2 separate regions of the Homo sapiens genome follow, and region 2 is linked to region 1. The links are chromatin loops, found by intact Hi-C in ENCODE. Cell type or tissue: Caco-2. All regions are shown on one strand. Links, peaks and the distances in the headings refer to the core of each region. The heading gives the core; the rest is flanking DNA.

What was found. Hi-C counts contacts between places; a loop is a spot of excess contacts. Peaks named below come from ENCODE experiments on the same cell type or tissue, not always from the same donor. Only the 100,000 strongest peaks of a DNase experiment are listed, where the experiment ranks them.
Region 2: it touches region 1 in a loop (9-fold over the local background); 16 of 110 quality-filtered maps call a loop at or near these places.

The regions. Positions count from the first base shown.
Region 1 is chr12:8,235,250-8,244,033 of GRCh38, forward strand. LINC02449 (long intergenic non-protein coding RNA 2449) reads left to right here and starts at 166. Exons shown (of 3, transcript NR_120454.1): 1 at 166-750; 2 at 3,488-3,665; 3 at 7,113-7,315. It overlaps LOC112268090 (a long non-coding RNA gene), which reads left to right and starts at 8,774. Exons shown (of 7, transcript XR_007063199.1): 1 at 8,774-8,784. It also overlaps the pseudogene FAM86FP. RefSeq lists an enhancer at 2,314-2,814 and silencers at 7,440-7,619, 7,780-7,889, 8,100-8,479, 8,570-8,619, 8,680-8,729. In Caco-2, for the core only: CTCF peaks have their summits at 2,401 (motif pointing left) and 2,609; DNase peaks (open chromatin) are centred at 702 and 2,372.
Region 2 is chr12:8,040,294-8,051,500 of GRCh38, forward strand. FOXJ2 (forkhead box J2) reads left to right here. Exons shown (of 11, transcript NM_018416.3): 3 at 2,365-2,439; 4 at 3,408-3,476; 5 at 3,658-3,798; 6 at 4,467-4,665; 7 at 7,589-7,996; 8 at 8,404-8,505; 9 at 9,069-9,278; 10 at 10,229-10,327. Among named protein-coding and RNA genes, the nearest start is that of FOXJ2, 13 kb to the left of the region's middle. In Caco-2, for the core only: CTCF peaks have their summits at 5,889 (motif pointing right) and 6,606; a DNase peak (open chromatin) is centred at 5,868.

The sequences.
Region 1 (8,784 bases), core at 377-5,376:
TACCTGCTGCAATGACAACATCTGGCTGGAAGGCAGAGAGCTGATGGACCGTCGCTACGTCCCAGTCCAGCTGGGCCACTGTCACCCTGGGGCTGTCTAAGTTGGCAGTGATGTCTGCCTCTAATGAGAGGCCATTGAGAAAGACATTCCCTTGGAGCTGCTCGAGGACCCGGCTGTGAGGGTCGCTGAAGATGTATGCCCGGGGGCGGCACATCTTGCAGATGGCAAGGCCTGTGAGGCCGGCACCACTGCCAAGTTCTAGGACAGTCCTGGCGGGAGGAAAGGGGACCGTGTCTTCGACTGCACCAGGGTAAGCCTGCCTTGGTGCCCTGCCCTGTGCCCCGAGGTCACCTGTTAGTGAAGGCTGCTGGGTTCTCGATGGCCCATTCTGCAAGGCAGAGGGTGGCGTCCCATGTGACCAGGCCTGTGGTACCGTGAGAGATGATGGCTGTGCTCTCGGAGATTGTGACCGAGCCTCCCGAGGGCTGCACCAAGAGAGGGCGAGAGAGTCAGTCCAGCGATCAGAAGGCAAGTGGCTTAGAAGACAAGTAGCCATCCACCACATGGCTGAATAAACCATGACAGGACCAATCGCCACTCAGCAATGAGAAGCAGCTAACTGTTGACATACCAACAGCTTTCACGGGCCTCAAGATTGTCACGTGGCATGAAAGACACTCATCTCAGGCCACACAGGATTCCATTCATCGAACATTCCTGAGACAACGGAATTCTGGCGATGGAGCACAGGTCAGTGGTGGCCAGAGGCCGGGTGTGGCTATGAAGGGGTGGCTGCCTTGTGATGATTCAGTATGCTATGTTTTTCCTTTGTGGTTTTCTGTATCTATGTTTTATCTTTTTTTTTTTTTTTTGAGCTCTGTCACCTAGGCTGGAGTCAGTGGCACGATCTTGGCTCACTGCAACCTCTGCCTCCTGGGTTCAAGCAATTCTCCTGCCTCACCTGCCCAAGTAGCTGTGACTACAGGCGTGTGCCACCATGTCTGGCTAATTTTTATACTTTTTTTTTAGACATAGATTCGCTCTCGTTGCCGAGGCCGGAGTGCAATAGCGCGATCTCGGCTCACTACAACCTCCACCTCCGGGGTTCAAGAGATTCTCCTGCCTCAGCCTCCCGAGTAGCTGGGATTACAGGCCCCCACTACCACACCCCGCTAATTTTTGTATTTTTGGTAAAGATGGAGTTTCACCATGTTGGCCAAGCTGGTCTCAAACTCCTGACCTCAGGTGATCCCCTTGCCTCAGCCTCCCAAAGTGCTGGGATTACAGGCATGAGCCACCACGCCTGGCCTAATTTTTGTATTTTTAGTAGAGACAGGGTTTCACCATATTGGCCAGGCTGGTCTCGAACTCCTGACCTCAGATCCACCCACCTTGGCCTCCCATAGTGCTGGGATTACAGGCATGAGCCACCATGTCCAGCCCTGTCAAGTATTCTTTGAGGACTGAGCACCAGGTCCTTGTGAAGCAGGTAGTGTGTGTCACCTATTGGACAAATGCCCAACAACCCCACGAGACATGCTGTTGTTGTTGAAGTGCTTGATTTACAGACAGGGAAACTGAGGCTAAAGAAGGTTAATGGACCTCATGTCTAAGACTGCAGAATGGGTGAGTCAGGATTTGAACCCACACCCACGTTTTCACTTTTTCTGTGCAGGAAGGGTATCTGGGCTGTGAGGGGGAGGAGGGTGCCCTTCTCATACCAGCAAATAGCTCCGGTGGCCCTGGGTGGACTCCTTGACCATCAGAGTCTCTGCCAGCCCCTCGTACAGCTCGTCCAAAGGCTCCGTGTGGACAGCCTCGTGCTGGGGGCATACAGAGTGAGAGCTTGTTTGCTTTCGTACTAATCTGTAAAAATGGCCAGATGATTTTCACCAAGTTTGGAGGGGAGATTTGGGATGGAATGGTGTAATACCGGCCAGCTGGTATATAAAATATTCACTTCGTTGGGCGTGGTGGTGTGTGTCGAATAGTTCCAGCTGCTCTAGAGGCTGACATGGGAGGACTGCTTGAGCCCAGGAGTTCGAGGACAGCCTGGGCAACAGAGATCTTGTCTCTAAAAAAAAATAATTCCACTTCGTAGGGAAACCTGGACGGGAGGGCCTTCAACAAGAGGTGTTGAGAGGGGAGGGTTAGGTGTAGTCTAGGGCAGGAGACAAGGATTCCGTGAGAGCTGCCACATGACCATGACAGAGAGCTCTGTGTTTGGATCAAACACAGAGAGGAGGAAAACAAAAGGTGCTTTTAAGTGAGCCCAGGCAGAACTGTGAGGGCGGCCCATGCTGCAGGCTGTGGCTGTCAGCAGGCTGCTTCTCCACAGCTGGCCCCGTCCTAGGATTCACAAGGCAGCAGCAGGGTACACTGGGTGACTGCTGCCCTCTCGTGGTGGCACAGGGCAGACCGGCTGGCAACCACAGATGCACCCTTTTGGGGAGGACTAGGGAGAAAGCAGGTATTGGAGAAGCAGGGGATTGTTTATTTGCTAAAAGTGTGGCCCTTTCACTCAGCAGGTCTGCTACTGCCTACTAAGGAACGGCTTCTCGACATCCTCCTGTCAAACCCTGCATGTTCAGGCCCATCTTTAAAATCCATCCTAGGCCAGGTGCAGTGGCTCATGCCTGTAATCCCAGCACTTTGGGAGGCCGAGGCAGGCGGATCACCTGAGGTCAGGAGTTCGAGACCAGCCTGGCCAACATGGTGAAACTCTGTTTCTACTAAAAATACAAAAATTAGCCAGGCATGGTGGCGTGTGCCTGTAGTCCCAGCTTCTTAGAAGGCTAGGCACGAGAATTGCTTGAACCCAGGAGGCAGAGATTTCAGGGAGCCGAGATTGTGCCACGGTAATCCAGCCTGGGCACCACAGTGAGACTGTCTCAAAAAAGTAAATAAACAAGTAAAAAATAAAATCCATCCTATAGCAGTCAGGAAAGAGCTCATTCCAGCAGGATCAATGAAGAGAATTCACCAGAGGAACTAGTTCCAAAGGTATGGCAAGAGCTAAATCTTCCAACAGGGGCCCGTGGGGCAACCCAGAGACGGACAAGAGCAGGAAACTCCAAACCCTTCGGCGGGCAGGACAGAGGGTGTGAGTGAGGGTTCCAGTGTTGTGGGCTGGACCAGCCTGGTAGGAATGAGAATTCATATGCTAGGAGATGGGGCCCCAGAGAAGCAGCTGCTGTGGAAACCCCAGGAGGCAGAGTGAGGGAGAGACGCTGGCCTCCCCTTCTTCCCACCCTGCACTGTCTCCCATGGGTCACACTCAGCTGCAGCCAGTTGCCTGCGGAGGCCCCTGCCATGCTGGGGTTTGCAAAGCAGGCCCAGGGCCTGGGAAGGACGGGGGCTCCAGCACGCAGGTGGCTATGCTGTCCGGCTACTGGGCGGACACTGCCCATAACTGACCTTTTTGATGAGTTCTGAGAGAAAGCACCGGGCATACTTGACTGACGGCGGGTGCTTCACACACACACAGGATGCTTCACAGTCTACGGCAAAGGACAGAACGTTGGTTGCTCGAGAGCCCGTCTTAAGTCTCCTATGAGCTTCAAGCCAACACAACAGAGGGCAAACTCCAGGCTACCTGATCCCTCAGCAAAGATGCAGATGGACACAGCGTTCTGGCCCCACGCATCTGAAGTTCGTCTTAAGATGTAAGCCGTTTCCTAAAAATGCTTCCACTGCAGTGGCACAGGCTATGGCAGCATTTCTAACGCCCATTCTGAGCAGGAACACAGGGCATGTGGGTCCCAACCACCTCCCTCCCAGGGGAGCCAGTGTGAACCAGGGTTTGCAGTAAGGACAGTCGCCAACTGTCTGGCTCTATGGAAGAGGTGGGAAGGCCCACTCAGCAACTGCTCTCTTGGATCATGTGTCCCTGGGGACAGGATGGAGGGGAGGGGGCGCTCAGGGTGACTCCAGCTAAAGCCGAGAGAAGCCAAGTGCAGGATGAGCAAGTTCCAGGCAGTGGGAACAGCCTGTGCAAGCTCTGAGGTGGCCACGGGCTGGCACATGGAACGGAGGGCAGAGGGACTGGTGCAGCAGGAGGGGGGACGGCGGGAAAACAGGAGCCTGGAGGGAGAGGGAGGAGACGGTCCGCAGCGCCTGCTGGCTGGGAGGGATGCAGATTCTGCCCAAGGGCAGCAAAGTACCCCACGCAATACACAGGCTCTTCATGCTGGTGCTGGTTTTTCATTTTTTCTGACACAGAGTCTCGCTCTGTTGCCCAGGCTGGAGTGCAATGGCCAGATCTTGGCTCACTGCAGCCTCCGCCTCCTGGGTTCAAGCGATTCTCCTGCCTCAGCCTCCTGAGTAGCTGGGACTATAGGCGTGCACCGCCATGCCCAGCTAATTTTTTTATTTTTAGTAGAGATGGGTTTTTGCCATGTTGGCTAGGCTGGTCTTGAACTCCTGACCTTAGGTGATCCGTCCACCTCAGCCTCCCAAAGACCTGGGATTACAGGTGTGAGCCAGTGCACCCAGCCTTGTGCTGGGTTTTAAAGCAGCTCTCCCTATATCTCATGCTTCACCACCTACCAGAGTGAGGCTCAGGGTGAAACTCAGAGCAAGGTGCAAGACAACTTCAGGTATCTCCATGCTCGAAGCCCTGACCTACTGTATTGCCCCGAAAGTCTTCCCTGCTGTGGCTGCATCTTTTCCACGTGGATAATCTTGGTTCACCTCTAGCACAGGAATTCTTTTCCGGGGCTCCTAGGATGGGCTGGGTGGGTGGGAGTGGAGGATGTCTGCCTCCCCTGAGTTTGTATGGAAAAGGTATTCTTTTGGTGCACTTCTTTCTGGGAGGGAGTCTATTGCTTTGTCTTTTCAGAAGGGCTCATGGCCCTTCGAAGGTGAAGACCCAGGATGCAGGGTGATCTGCACTTGGCCCTCAAGGCCAAGGTCAGGCTGTGGCTGGGCCGGGTGGTGATCCTGGCTCTCACCTGCATGCAGATGCACTTGAGTCCAAACCCCACCCTGGGCAAAGCAAGGGCCCATTTAGGTCTAGAAGAGACAGGAGTGGGTGGGACAGGCCTCATGAATGCAAAAAAGAAAGTCTCTGAGCATCTACCAAATGCTAGAAGCTGTTTTGCACCTGTCATCTCTGTTTTTGCTGTGGATGGTTTAAAAAACATTCCCTAGATTTCCCCCCTCTTGCAGATTTTTGTATATTCTGATGTCTTTGTCTAAGTCTTAGATAGAAAACGAAAGCGCAGGAGCTGTCGGAGGTGCTGACACCCACCTGCAGTGCTGACTCAATGGTTTTGTTCTTTGAAGAGGGCTGTTTTTAAAGGGTACAAGCACACCTGTGGTTCTTCTCTCAGGTCTTCCGGAGAGATTCAGGAGGCAGAGTCATGAGTCCCAGGGACTCTGGGATTCTTACCTTCTGCAAAATATCCCGCAGCAGCTCAGAATCTGATGAGTCTCTTAACTTTGCTTCTAAGCTCAGTGTGGACGGGGGAGGGAGAAATCTCAAGGGCGCATTCACAGGAACATTAAAACACGCAATAGAATGTGTTGGCAAAGCTCTATGTGATCCCTCCCTGGGGACGTGGAGCCAGTTGGAAGTGGAAGCCACAGCGGCTGAAAGCCTGACCTTCAGATGTCGCAGGGTGCACCTGGATGAGTCACAGGAAGAAGGCTGACTCTTGGCCGCATGAGTCCTGGCTACTCAGCTGCCACCCAGGTCATGGGCCAGCTCCCTGGTTGCACTGGTCAGCCAGGAATTACCAGGGCAGCCATGGCACCAAGGTTTGATGGGCTTGCCATCTGAGTTTAAGTGGAAATGCAGAATGTGCCCATACCAGCCTGGGTTACATTGTCCTCTTATAGGGGCCTCAAGCCCAGCAGCGAACTTTGGCTCCCGAGTTAGGCAGACTGTCTCGGCTGGCATGTGGCACACGGCAAGGCACTTCATTGCTTCAGAGCTCCTTCTATGCCATAAAAAGCCCTACAAGACCTGGTGCTAATCCCTCTCTCTGGCCTGTTCTCCCTCACCCCTGGCCCACCCTGCTCACTCCACTCCAGCCACACTGGCTGCCTTGCTGTTGTTCCTCAACCACAGCTGGCTTGTTTCCACCACAGGGCCTTTGCATATCCTGTTCCCCAAACCCTTCCCATGGCTGGCTGCTTCACCACTCAGGCCCCAGTTCAAATGCCACCTCTTTGGGGAAAGCTTCCATGATTCCCTGACTTTGGTGACTCTTCTCCCCAGTTGCTCCATTCACCATTTCCCTGTTTTATTGGCTTTAAAGCCACTCTCATCTGGTCTTTTCTTGTTTATTCATTTATCTGTTTATTCTCTGGCTCTCCCATGCAAGCAGAGCCTCATCTATCATGGGTACTGCTGATCCATGGTGCCTGGCTCACGGAAGGCATTTATTAAACATTTTGAGACTGAATAAAACACTAGCTAACACCGACATGCATTTACCATGAGCCAGGCACTGATCCACAGGCTTTTGTACTCAACGCTGACAACAACCCTAAGAGGTAGGTATCATTATATCCCCCATTAATAAGAAAACAATAGCACAGAGAGATGCAGTCACTTGCCCAAGGTCACACAGGGCAAGGGGTTGGGCCAGGATTCGAAGCAGGCAGGCTGTCTCCTGGGTCTGAACTCTCAACTACTTCACCCTAATCAAACAATCCCTCTGGTCAAATGTGAGTGATAATAATAGTACCCACCTCGTGGGTGTTGAGGGTGAGCCCAAGTTAGCATTCAGCGTGGGCATGTGAACAATTATAGTCAATATTGAATGGAGACCTATGATGCTTTTATGAAGGTTTCTATTTTGGATTAAAAATGCACAAATTTCTCCTGACCAGAAATGATCTCTGAGTGCTAAATATTTTATGTCAATGGAAGAATGCAAATGATTAAGCAACACCCCATAAAATGGGGCAGACCCAGGGAGGAATATATATCCAAACTGACTCATCCCAGTGAGCTCACTGCACATGAATTACAAATGGAGCGGGGTGCATTAAGCCCCTCTGCTGGCAGAAGGGAGGCTGCTGCCTGCCATGCGCCTGTGCTGAGAATGGCAGGTCCCCAGGGAGAGGAGAGGCCACCCCCTTCTCTTTCTCTTCCATCACAGGTGTGAAAGCCTCAGCGCATGAGCCAATTCTGTGCAGTGCTCGACATACAGATGAGAACACTGAGGCACGAGGCACAGCCTGTGATCTGGCCACCGCGCTCAGGAGGAGGTGGTTACCCGCGGGCCTGAGGGCGCTGACTTTTTAGAATGGGCGAGTGCAGCTGTGTCCCAGTGTCCCAGTGACCAGAACGATTACTGCCTTTTAAAAGTCGTGAAAAGGATCGTGAACTGTACCCCACACCGAGCGCGCGTCTGCCCCCCAAGGCGGTGGAGACACCCCCAGCTTCCGCCGCCAGCTCGCGGGGCAGAAGGGGTGCGAGCGACTCTGGCCAGGCCCCAGGGACGGAACCGGGTCTGGCGGCCCTGACCGGGGAGAGCCCAGGAACTCACGTAGCCGGAGCGCCGGGGGTTTCAGCACGGAGACCCATCCCGTCTGCCCCTGGACTCCCGCGAGCCCCGCGGGCCTCTCCGCTCGCCCCGCCGCCCACATGCCAGGGGAAGGAGCGCAGTGTGCGCGCCGCCAGGAAGCGGCGATCGAAACCCTGCAGCAAGAGTTCGATCCCGCGTTCTCCTCGGGCGCCATGACGTGGGCGGGGCCGCAGCGTTGCCGGGAGACCTGGAGGAAGCCGGCCTGGACTGAAGAGGGGGCGGGTCCGGGGCAGTGCGCGGGGGCAGGGAGGGGGCGGGGCCTGGGGGGTAGGGTCAGGAGGTGCGTCCTGGGGGCGGACTCTAGGGCGGGGCTAAGGTGAGCCTTAGGAGGGCGGGGCCTGGGGTGGGGCCAGGATGAGCGCCATGAGGGCGAGGCCTGGGGTAGGGCCAGGATAAGCCTCACTGGGGCAGGTCCTGGGTAGAGACCAGGTTGGCGGGTCTTGGGGCGGGGCCAGGATAGGGCGATCCTGGAAGCTGGGCTTCGGAAGCGTCCAGGTTGGTGGCGTCCTGGAGGCAGTGCCTTGCGTGGGGGCAGGATAAGAGTCCTGGAGGCGGGCATTAGGGCGGGGATAAACGCCATTGGGTTCAGGAGGCGGGACTCAGAGCAGAGCCCAGGAGACAGGTCTTAGGGCGGGGCTAAGGCCAGACCCAGAGAAGGGCTCAGGAGGCGGGGCAGGGGCGGGGCGTTGACTATGTCTTGGCACATGGCCAGGCGGTGCGCGGACTCTGGGAGGCGGAGCTTAGGACGGGCCCACGTGGGGAGGGGCCCAGGGTCCGGGAGGCGGTGCCGAGTCCCGGCTGGGCTGCGCTCAGGAGGCGGGCCCTGGGAGGCGGAGCTTAGGGAGGGGCCGGTGGCGGGAGGGACCCAGGGACTGGGAGGCTGGTCGGGGCTGGGCTCAGGGTCCGAGACCTAGCTGGGCTTGGGGCGGGGCCGAGACGGAGCGAGGGGTCCAGGGTGTGGGAAACGGGGAGGGGTTTGAGGAGAGGATCGGAATGTGGCTCAAGTTCGGGAGGCGTTACCTGCGGAGGGTTTGAGGCAGGCCCAGGAGCGAGCCCACGGTCTGCCTACGCGGGGCCAGGGGCGGGCCCCAGGATCCGGAGCTTCGGGCGGGGCGGAGTCCGAGTTTGGGGCCCGGGAGGCGGGGCCAGTTAGGGTGAGGGTCCCTGGGATCGACGGGTCAGGTCTTGGGCTAACGTAGGCACTCTCGCAGTTCCTCCGCCTTCAGGAAGGTCTTTTTAGCAG
Region 2 (11,207 bases), core at 3,595-8,594, 190 kb before region 1:
TCTCATATGTTCTGCCCTCTACTTTTTTTTCAGAGTTGAACAACTTTTATAAGGTATATTAGGGAAACTCCAAGCCATTAAGTATAGTGATGGGGATGGCAGGACGCTGTTGCTCATCACACCCTCTTATCTTCTTTTTTTTTTTTGAGACAGAGTCTCGTACTGTCGCCTGGGCTGGGGTGCAATGGCATGATCTCGGCTCACTGCAACTTCCACCTCCCAGGTTCAAGCGATTTTCCTGCCTCAGCTTCCTGAGTAGTTGGGATTACAGGTGCCCGCCACCGTGCCCGGCTGATTTTTTGTATTTTTAGTAGAGATAGGGTTTCGCTATGTTGGCCAGGCTGGTCTCGAACTCCAGATCTCATTATCCACCCGCCTCAGCCTCCCAAAGTGCTGAGATTACAGGCATGAGCCACTGCACCCGGCCCACATCCTCTTGTCTTCTGATCCCTCAAAGAGGATATTCACTCATTTCACAAATGTTTATTGCCATTCTACGATGTTCCAGTCACTGTGCAAGGCATGGCATCACTCCTTCCTACCTAGAGGTAGGAGTCTAATCTAGAGCATCAGATTTCCATAGCTCCATTGCACAGTCATCATCTTTTGAAAAGCTGCATTCCAAGAAAAATCATAATATAATTAGGTTCTTTACAAACAGCTGGCTACCAAGCAAGTAATGAGAAGTTAAGTTGTTTGGCTGGAGATGAAGAAAGAAGGGGCTCCTCTCCTAAGCAAAGCAAGAAGGCTGATAGGCTCAATTTTTTGGAGCAGTAGCTCATTTGTCAATTGTTGAGTAGGAATAGGAACTTTATATGTAGTTCTCTCACTCTATAAATCCCCAGTTGACATACAAACCATGTAGTGAGTTGGAGACTATTGAAAGCACTCAGCTTTCTTTTCTTTTCTTTTTTTTTTTGTGGGGGTGGGGGACAGGGTCTCACTGTCCCCAGACTGGAGTTTAGTGGCGTGATATCAGCTCACCATAACCTCCGCCTCCTGGGTTCAAGCAATCCTCCTGCCTCAGCCTCCCGAGTAGCTGGGATTACAGGCGCCTGCCACTGCAACCAGCTAATTTTTTTTGTATTTTTAATAGAGACGGGGTTTCACCATGTTGGCTGGGCTGGTCTTGAACTCCTGACCTCAAATGATCCACCTCCTGCCTCAGCCTCCCAAAGTGCAGGGATTACAGGTGTGAGCCACCGTACCCAGCCTCTCTTTTTTTTTTTTTTAATTTTAAGACAGGGTCTTGCTCTGTCACCCAGGCTGGATTGTAGTGGTACAATCACAGCTTACTGCAGCTTGAACCTGGGCTCAAGCAATCCTTCCACCTAAGCCTCCTGAGTAGCTGGGACTACAGGCATACACCACCATGCACAGGAACTTTTTTTTATTTTGTAGAAATGAGGTCTCACTGTGTTGCCCAAGCTGGCCTCAGGCTTCTAGACTCAAGTGATCTTCCCATCTCGGCCTCCCAAGATGCTGGAATTACAGGCATGAGCCATTGTGCCTGGCCCATTGAGCTTTCCCTTTGTAAATATGTCCCTGCTAGCTACCATAATCCCCAATCCCACCCAACACACACATTTTTTTTTTTTTTTGAGACGGAGTTTCGCTCTTGTTCACTAGGCTGGAGTGCAGTGGCATGATCTGGGCTCACTGCCACCACTGCCTCCTGGGTTCAAGCGATTCTCCTGTCTCAGCCTCCTGAGTAGCTAGGATTGCAGACATGTGCTACCACGCCTGGCTAATTTTTGTATTTTTAGTAGAGACGGGGTTTCACCATGTCGGCTAGGCTGGTCTCGAACTCCTGACCTCAGGTGATCAGCCCACCTCAGCCTCCCAAAGTGTTGGAATTATAGGCGTGAGCCACCACGCCTGACCCCAACACACTTATACAATATTTCTTTCCTCCAAATGTGAACATTCTATGGGCTATTGAGAAAATGAAGGTGATCTGTGTTTTTGTTTCACTCAATTTATATAAAAAGTTTTAAAACATTGTTCTTTTGCTATCAGTAGGGTAGATTGAGGAACTGGGCAGATGTGATTGTGAGGCATTTATATACTTGTTACTCGGCTGGAAAGATTGAAAAACTATATAATCAGTTTTTTCAGAAGCATTAGTAATCAAATTTATAGCCATTCCCTCCCATCAGTTTAATCTCTGCATTTTTCTTATCTCATTGCTATTGCTATTTGATGCATAATTCCCTCCATCGGTGTAGTTAAGAGGTACTGAGCTTACCCTGATACTTCAACTGCATGGTGTATTATGTTTTTTTGTGTGTCCCTCTGTGTTCTATTGGAAAATGTTCTGCTCTGCATAATGCTCAGGCCTAACTTGCTTCTCTGCCTCTCCAGAATTCAATACGGCACAACCTTTCTCTCAACAAGTGTTTCCGGAAGGTGCCCAGACCTCGGGATGACCCTGGGAAGGTAAGATACTACTGTAAGCATTGAAAGGAGGAGTAGGAAGGAGAGTGAAGTAGTTGACAGTCCAGAGTCCTGTGGCTGTTTTAATTACCCAGAAGAGGAAATCATGCTAATTAGAGAAGCATCTTTATTTTTTTCTCAGAGGAAGCTTGGTTGTCAAGCTTATGGGCCCCCAGTAGAATGGGTGACTGAGAAAGACTGTGAGGCCAGGCGTGGTGGCTTATGCCTGTAATCCCAACACTTTAGGTGGCCGAGGCGGGCGGATCAACTGAGGTCAGGAGTTCAAGATCAGCCTAGTCAACATGGTGAAACCCCATCTGTACTAAAAATACAAAAAATTAGCCAGGCGTGGTGGTACATGCCTGTAATCCCAGCTACTCAGGAGGCTGAGGCAGGAGAATTGCTTGAACCTGGGAGGCAGAGGTTGCAGTGAGCTGAGATTGTGCCATTGCACTCCAGCCTGGGCAACAAGAGTGAAACTCCATCTCAAAAAAAAAAAAAAAAAAAAAGACTGTGAAATCTTTTTTTTAAAAAAATAGAAATACTTAGTGTAAAGTTGACTTTCATGCTCCCCCTTTTTTGTGTGGCACTCTTTTTTCCTAGATGTAAAAGGTAGACTTAATAACCTTTGTACAAACATCTCTATACAAAAGTCCCTGGTGTTTCCCCCGTAAAAGAGAAGGGATGGATCATTCTCTCCATTTGACAGATGTGGATGCTAAAGTCCAAGCAAGTTTTGCCTCAGGTCAGAAGGGAAGGGAGAGGCTGTGTCTGGACATTTCCAGCTCTTTGAGCTAGATGCCATTGTTCTGCCCCTCCAAAACAATCGAGGCCTGTGTTTGGACCACAGGATTACCTCTGGCATACTCAGTGAGTTTCTAGGACAAATTTGCTCTTCATTAATACCCAGAACCCTGGGAGGTTCTGAATGTAACAATTTTGTTTTCTGTGGGAATGGGATCTCCTTCCAGGGTTCCTATTGGACAATTGACACCTGCCCTGACATTTCCCGAAAGAGAAGACACCCTCCAGATGATGATGTAAGTTCCCAGCTCATGAGGAGATGCCATATCTGAGCCAGCTGCTCCTTCCACCTCCTCTTATGGACGTTCAGTCCTTTCAGAGGCAAAGGTGGAAGGAATACCAGCAGAGGGGAAACCATGGGTCTTGGGAGGATATTGCGCCTCTGCTTATAGATTTCTTTTTTTTCACAACCCTCAGCTGTCCCAAGACTCACCAGAACAGGAGGCAAGCAAGAGCCCACGGGGAGGCGTTGCAGGGAGTGGAGAAGCCTCACTGCCTCCTGAGGGGAATCCGCAGATGTCACTTCAGAGCCCCACATCTATAGCCAGCTACAGCCAGGTAGGAAGCAGATATGGCAGGGGTCATGGGATGGGTGGTGAATAGATTCAGATGTCTCCCTGTTTATTCAGAATTATGTATTGAGTATCTGTGATATATGAGGCAGATAAATTGAGAAGGAAGGGGAAGGCAAAAGAGGGAAATAGAGAGAGAGAGAAATAGAAAGGCATAGCAGAACTTTGAGAAACATCAGGAAAAAAAAGCTGGGCACAGTGGCTCATGCCTGTAATGTCAGCACTTTGGGAGGTCGAGGCAGGCGGATCACGTGAGTCCACGAGCTTGAGACCCGCCTATCCAACATGCCAAAACCCCATCTCTACAAAAATACAAAATTAGCTGGGCGTGGTGGCATGTGCCTATAGTTCCTGCTACTTGGGAGGCTGAGGCATGAGAATCACTTGAACCGGGGAGGTGGAGCCTGGGCGACAGAGCGAGACCCTGCCTCAGAAACAAACAAACAAACAAAAAAGAAGAAATGGAGACTGATGAGAGAAAGAGGGTAGATTCAAGATAAGAACTAATGAGGAAAGAAGGAGAAAATGATGCTGGGTCATTGAAGAGCTAGGCGAGGATGAAGAGGACAGACAGGAGAGCCTGGTGACCATTGAAGGGTTTTATTGGTCCCTCAGCTGGGACACTGATCAGGAATTTCTTACCTGTTTTTGCAGGGCACAGGATCTGTGGATGGTGGAGCAGTGGCAGCAGGGGCTTCAGGCCGAGAAAGTGCTGAGGGTCCCCCTCCCCTCTATAACACCAACCATGACTTTAAATTCTCCTACTCAGAGATCAACTTTCAGGATCTAAGCTGGTCCTTCCGCAACCTCTATAAGTCCATGCTGGAGAAGTCCTCTTCCTCCTCTCAGCACGGTGAGTCTGGAGTTGGGATGGGTGCAGGGAGACTTTTTTATCTTGTTGAACAAGTGGGGTGACATTTTCTTTTTTCCCTTAGTTTTTTATTTTTATTTTTTGTGAGACAGGGTCTCACTCTTTCGTCCAAGCTGGAGTGCAGTGGCACGATCTGAGCTCACTGCAACCTCCGCCTCACGGGTTCAAGCAATTCTGTCATCTCAACTTCTCGAGTATCTGGGAGTACAGGCACGTGCTACCACGCTTGGCTAATTTTTGTATTTTTTTTTTTTTTTTTGAGATGGAGTCTCGCTCTTGTCGCCCAGGCTGGAGTGCAGTGGCGCAATCTCGGCTCACTGCAACCTCCGCCTCCCGGGTTCAAGCAATTCTCCTTCCTCAGCCTCCCGAGTAGCTCAGACTACAGGCGCATGCCACACCCAGCTAATTTTTGTACTTTTAGTAGAGACAGGGTTTCACCATGTTGGCCAGGCTGGTCTCGAACTCCTGACCTCAGGTGATCTGCCTGCCTTGGCCACCCAAAGTGTTGGAATTACAGGCATGAGTCACTGTGCCTGGCTTAAGTTTTGTATTTTTAGTAGAGACAGGGTTTCACCACGTTGGCTGGGCTGGTCTCGAACTCCTGGCCTCAAGTGATCCACCCACCTTGGCCTTCCAAAGTGCTGGGATTACAGGCGTGAGCCACCGTGCCCGGCCATATTTCTTTCTTTATTTTTTTGAGGCACAGTTTCGCTCTTTGTTGCTCAGGCTAGAGAGCAGTGTCGCGATCTCGGCTCACTGCAACCTTCGCCTCCCAGGTTCAAGCAATTCTTCTGTCTCAGCCTCCCAATTAGCTGGGATTACAGGCTCCCGCCACCACGCCTGGCTAATTTTTATATTTCTTAGTAGAGACGGAGTTTCACCACGTTGGCCAGGCTGGTCTTGAACTCCTGACCTCAGGTGATCCACTTACCTCAGCCTCCCAAAGTGCTGGGATTACAGGCGTGAGCCACTGTGCCTGACCCATATTTCTTATTTTTAACACAAAGAGAGGTATCACTACTCAGAGGAAATATTTCATGAACTAAAACTGTTTGGAGTCAAGTGAGCTCATCTGTCCTTGTGCAAATACAGCTGTTTCAGGAGGCAAGCTAGGCTAATAGCTTCAGAAAGTGAATTGGAGGATTGCCCCTTCCAGGACTAAGGGCAGTGATTTTAGGGCTGCAAGTGAGTCATTTGGAGGACGACCACGAGGGGGCAGCAGCAGTACCCTCTCCTGAAGAATCCCTGCGTTTCATTGTGAGAACAGTTTCTTTTTAGTGTATTTACATTTATGTTACTTTTATTGTGAAAAATTGCAAACAGATGCAAAAGTGTGGAGAAAAATATAATAAACCCCTGTGTTCCATCCCCCAACTTTAAGTTATCAGTATTTTATTAGGCTTGTTTTGTTTACCACTGAGCCTTCTAAAAATTGGAGTAATTTAATGGAATTCACATATACCATGTCATTCCACTCATAAATACAACTTCGATATACACCTCTAAATGATGACTTTCTTCTAGTTATCTACCATGACATTATCATTCCTAACATAATTGATAATACATCCTTAATATCAGCTAGTATCTTGTCCGTGCACATTTTCCTAATTATCATATGAGAATGACTTAAAGTTTTTACTGGGAGGCCCCTTGAGAGAACATCTGGTTCGGCCCTCTGCAATATCTGTGTGTTCGTTTTTTAAATAACTTAGAGACAGTGGTGAAGTTGATTTCAGGTGAGGCATTAGACCTTCTCATTCTGTGCAGTAGCCCTATGTTGGCAGCAGGGGCTGAATGGAATGATAAAAACTGGTTAGGAGTCACTTTTTGGAAAACTTATATTCATTTTCATGAATTTCTTCTTGTATATCACAGGGGATCAATTCCTAGAGTAGTGTCCAAGACTGTAGCATTTGCTCAAAAAATGAATCCGACTCAGGTGGTTGGTTGATTGGAGGAGGGAACATGAGAAACTGTCAGAAATAAAGTAAAAAATTAGATTGGGTGAGGACAGCCTAGAGTTCACTCAAGTTTTATTGTGACCGAAAGCCCCTAGTCTCAGACTTTTGTTCTTCCCAGCCTGTCTGCTTGAGAAATAACTCCATCCTGTCTCTGCTCCTTACCCAAGCTACATTTGTTTATAGAGGGTACAGGAATGACTTGGCAGTAGCAGAGTGTAGAGAAAATAAGGGGCCGGTCGTGGTGTCTCATGCCTGTAATCCCAGCACTTTGGAAGGCCAAAGTGGGCGGATCACCTGAAGTCAGGAGCTCGAGACCAGCCTCAACATGGAGAAACCCCGTCTCTACTAAAAATACAAAATTAGCCAGGCGTGGTGGTACACACCTGTAGTCTCAGCTACTCGGGAGGCTGAGGCAGGAGAATTGCTTGAACCTGGGAGGCGGAGGTTGCGGTGAGCCGAGATCGCACCATTGCACTCCAGCCTGGGCAACAAGAGCGAAACTCTGTCTCAAAAAACAAAAAACGGAAGGAAGAGGAGATAGTAGACAACTGATGGCTTTGTTTTGTTTCTGATTTACTTTTTTTTTTTTCCCTAAACACTAGATGACCAGGGATGGTTTCCTTTTTAAAGTTCACCTGCTGGGAAACTGTGATTTCAGGCCTTCAGCCAAATCCCTAAAAAGTAGCATTAAATGCTACACACTGACCTTTTTAGTAAGATTTCAGTGGTCTCCACACTGTCAGGGCCCTCCTCTAACCTAAGTGCCTTCCTGTCTCTTGTACCTGCCAGGAGGGCCACAGGGATCTTTGCTGCCCTAGAATGTTCTTACCCTTTTAACTCCACAGTTTTAGTCTGAGGCTTCCCATCTCAACCCAGGGAAAATCCCATTTTGTGAAAAATGCATTGCTTAAGTCACTTGCCTGCTTCCTCCCCACCTGCAGGCTTTTCTTCTCTCCTGGGGGACATCCCACCCTCGAACAACTACTACATGTATCAGCAGCAGCAGCCACCGCCACCTCAACAGCAGCAGCAGCAGCAGCAGCCGCCACAGCCACCTCCCCAGCAGTCCCAGCCACAGCAGCAGCAGGCACCTGCCCAGGGCCCCTCAGCTGTAGGGGGTGCTCCTCCACTGCACACCCCAAGCACAGATGGTTGTACCCCACCAGGGGGAAAGCAAGCTGGGGCGGAAGGCTATGGGCCTCCCCCTGTAATGGCCATGCATCCACCCCCGCTGCAGCATGGAGGCTACCACCCTCATCAGCACCATCCCCACTCCCACCCTGCCCAGCAGCCACCACCTCCACAGCCACAGGCACAAGGCCAGGCTCCCATCAACAACACTGGCTTTGGTGAGTAAGGAGGGTGCACAGTGATCTAGAGGAGGGTGGGGTGATGTCCTTGTCCTAACACCGGCATGGAGGTGCAGTTAGTTAGGAAGTTAATGATGGGTCTTTTAGGCTTCGCTCCTTCATGTGAGCTAATCTGAACAAAGTTACTACTTAGAGCTCTGTCTTATAGAATTCCTGGATCAATTGAGATTGTTTTACATATTCTCCTGACTATGAGCCTGGCTGTACTTAAAGCGTAGCTAGCTTTTCCAGTCCTAAACTCCCAGGGAGGGAGAGTCCAAAACTTGGAAATGCAACTGCTAATCTGTATAGATGCAAGAATCTTGCATGTAGTCAGCCTGGTATCAGTTGACTGCTGTCTTACACTTCACTCTATCTTATTATCCACTTTCCCCTCCTCTTTACAGCCTTTCCTTCTGACTGGTGCTCTAATATTGACTCTTTAAAGGAAAGCTTCAAGATGGTGAATCGGCTCAATTGGTCCAGCATTGAGCAGTCACAATTCTCAGGTTAGTGATCAAAGGACGAAGGAAGAGAGGGATACACTGTAAGGGAAAACCCAGTAGAAACTGGAACCGGAAGGGGGTGGTTAAATGAAGTTGCAGAAATGAGGATTTCATTGTTTTTCTTTCTTTTTACACAAGATGGATCATATTTACATTATTTTCAAATTAACTCAAATTAATCTTGTCTTAACTGAAAATGTGGCAGTGAATAATCCTAGTCCATTCTGTCTTTGGGAGGGAGAAGGCCCTCAGGAATTTAGAGACCGTGGACCACGATTTTGTAGTTTTGTCACCACTCACTGACAGTGTGACCTTGGCTGAGTCACTCAGTCACATTGAAAGTTTATCTTACTCATCAGTAAGATGGCAATTATAAGAATTTGGTAAGGGATCAAATAGAATGAGAGTTTGAAAATGCAGAGCTCTGAAAGATATAAATTGTTATTGTTAGTGCCCGTTATCAGTGGGGGTGATTGATGGTGTGTTTGGAACAGTGAGATAGGGCGGGGTCTGATAGGGGCTTCCTACCTCTGCAAGGTTTGCATTGCTTGCTTCCCTCTTTGTAGAACTGATGGAGAGTCTACGACAGGCAGAGCAGAAGAACTGGACCCTCGACCAGCATCACATTGCCAATCTGTGTGACTCCCTCAACCACTTCCTTACTCAGACTGGTCACGTGCCCCCTCAAGGGGGTACCCACCGCCCACCAGCCCCTGCCCGTATTGCTGACTCCTGTGCCCTCACCAGTGGCAAACAGGAGTCAGCCATGAGCCAAGGTACTGCACCAAGCCAGTTGCCATGGAGGTGGAGACTATGTTGAAAAGGAAGCATAGGAGAAAGGCAAAAGAGAACTGAGAGAAAGGATTTTATGGGGCAGTGACCCAAATTGAGCAGTGGAACTAGTTTATCAGTTGACTGAATATCTGTTGAATCAGTGAAGTCCTAAACTGAAAAATGCAAAAGAAATAGACTGTATGATTCCTTTTTAGACCTCAGTTTGGGAGATCAGAATTGTTTAAGAAAAGGGAGGAGATTTGTTAGAGAAAGGCTGTATTTTAAATTTGCGTCTCAGTAATCCCTACCGCCTGGGTGATACCGGATGAAATGGTGGTTCTATGCTTATGTGATGTTCAAACTAGTGAAATGAGAGAGATGTCATGATTATGTTCCTGTTTCTTGCTTTTTGTTTTTGAGATGGGGTCTCGCTCTGTCGCCCAGGCTCTGGAGTGCAGTGGTGTGATCACGGCTCACTGCAACCTTGACCCCTGGAGCTCAGGTGATCCTCCCACTTTAGCCTCCTGAGTAGCTGGGACTACAGGTGTGTACCACCATGCCCAGCTAATTTTTTTTTTGTATTTTGTGTATAGCTGGGGTTTCACCGTGTCGCCCAGGCTATCTTCAAACTCTTGGACTCAAGGGATCTACCCACCTCGGCTGCCCAAAGTGTTGGGATTACAGGCATGAGCCACCATACCTGGCCCTGTGTTTCTATATTTTTCTTCCTTATATCTTTCCTATTTCACAATTGTACTATCCATTTCTTTTTACCCTCAGTGGTGAGGACTGACAGCTTCTGCAGAAAGCCTTCATGCCTGCAGGAGCTACAGAACAGGGCAGGGAAGAGAGAAGGAGGATGGGAGCAAGGGTATATTTTTTTCTTCCCTGCTTTGTTGAGTACAGTGACCCGCCCCCCCCAACTCAAGTAACTCTTGTCTTGCTTTGGCAGTGAACTCTTATGGGCACCCACAAGCTCCCCACCTCTACCCTGGCCCATCACCAATGTACCCAATCCCCACCCAGGACTCAGCAGGATACAATCGCCCAGGTAAGAGCTAAGAAGCTTGTTTCAAAACCGTTGTACTCTGATGAGTTGCTTTGCTTTCCTTTGACTCTGAGCTGGCATTCTGTGCATTTTTGCCTGCATCTCGCTGGAGGGAATGAGCCTTTATAATTCCCAAGGCTGGAGGATGGGTTACCTGCTAAGAAGGTGTGTGTCGGGGAGACTAACGAAGACAGTGTCCCCTCCCCTCCCTTCCCCTCCCTTCCTTTCCCTTCCCCTTCCCTTCCCTTCCCCTTCCCTTCCCCTTCCCTTCCCCTTCCCTTCCCCTTCCCTTCCCTTTCCTTCCCCTTCCCTTCCCCTTCCCCTTCCCTTCCCCTTCCTTTCCTCTTCCCTTCCCCTCCCTTCCCTTCCCCTTCCCTTCCCTTTCCTTCCCCTTCCCTTTCCCTTCCCTTCCCTTTCCTTCCCCTTCCCCTTCCCTTGCCCTTCCTTTCCCCTTCCCTTCCATTCCCTTTCCCTTCCCTTCCCCTTCCCCTTCCCTTCCCTTCCCTTTCCCTTCCCCTTTTCTTTTCTTTTCAACAGAGTCTCGCTCTGTTGCCCAGGCTGGAGTACAGTGGTGCGATCTCAGCTCACTACAACCTCCACCTCCTGGGTTGAAATGATTCTCCTGCTTGAGCCTCTCAACTAGCTGGGACTACAGACCCACACCACCATGCCTGGCTAATTTTTGTATTTTTAGTAGAGACGGGGTTTTGCCATGTTGGCTAGGCTTGTCTTGAACTCCTGACCACAAGTGATCCACCTGCCTCTGCCTCCCAAAGTGCTGGGATTACAGGCGTGATCCACTGGCCCCGGCTAGATGTACTTTAAAATTAGCAACTGCAATAGTAAAAGGAAGTGAAAGCATACATATAAGCAAAAGATAGCT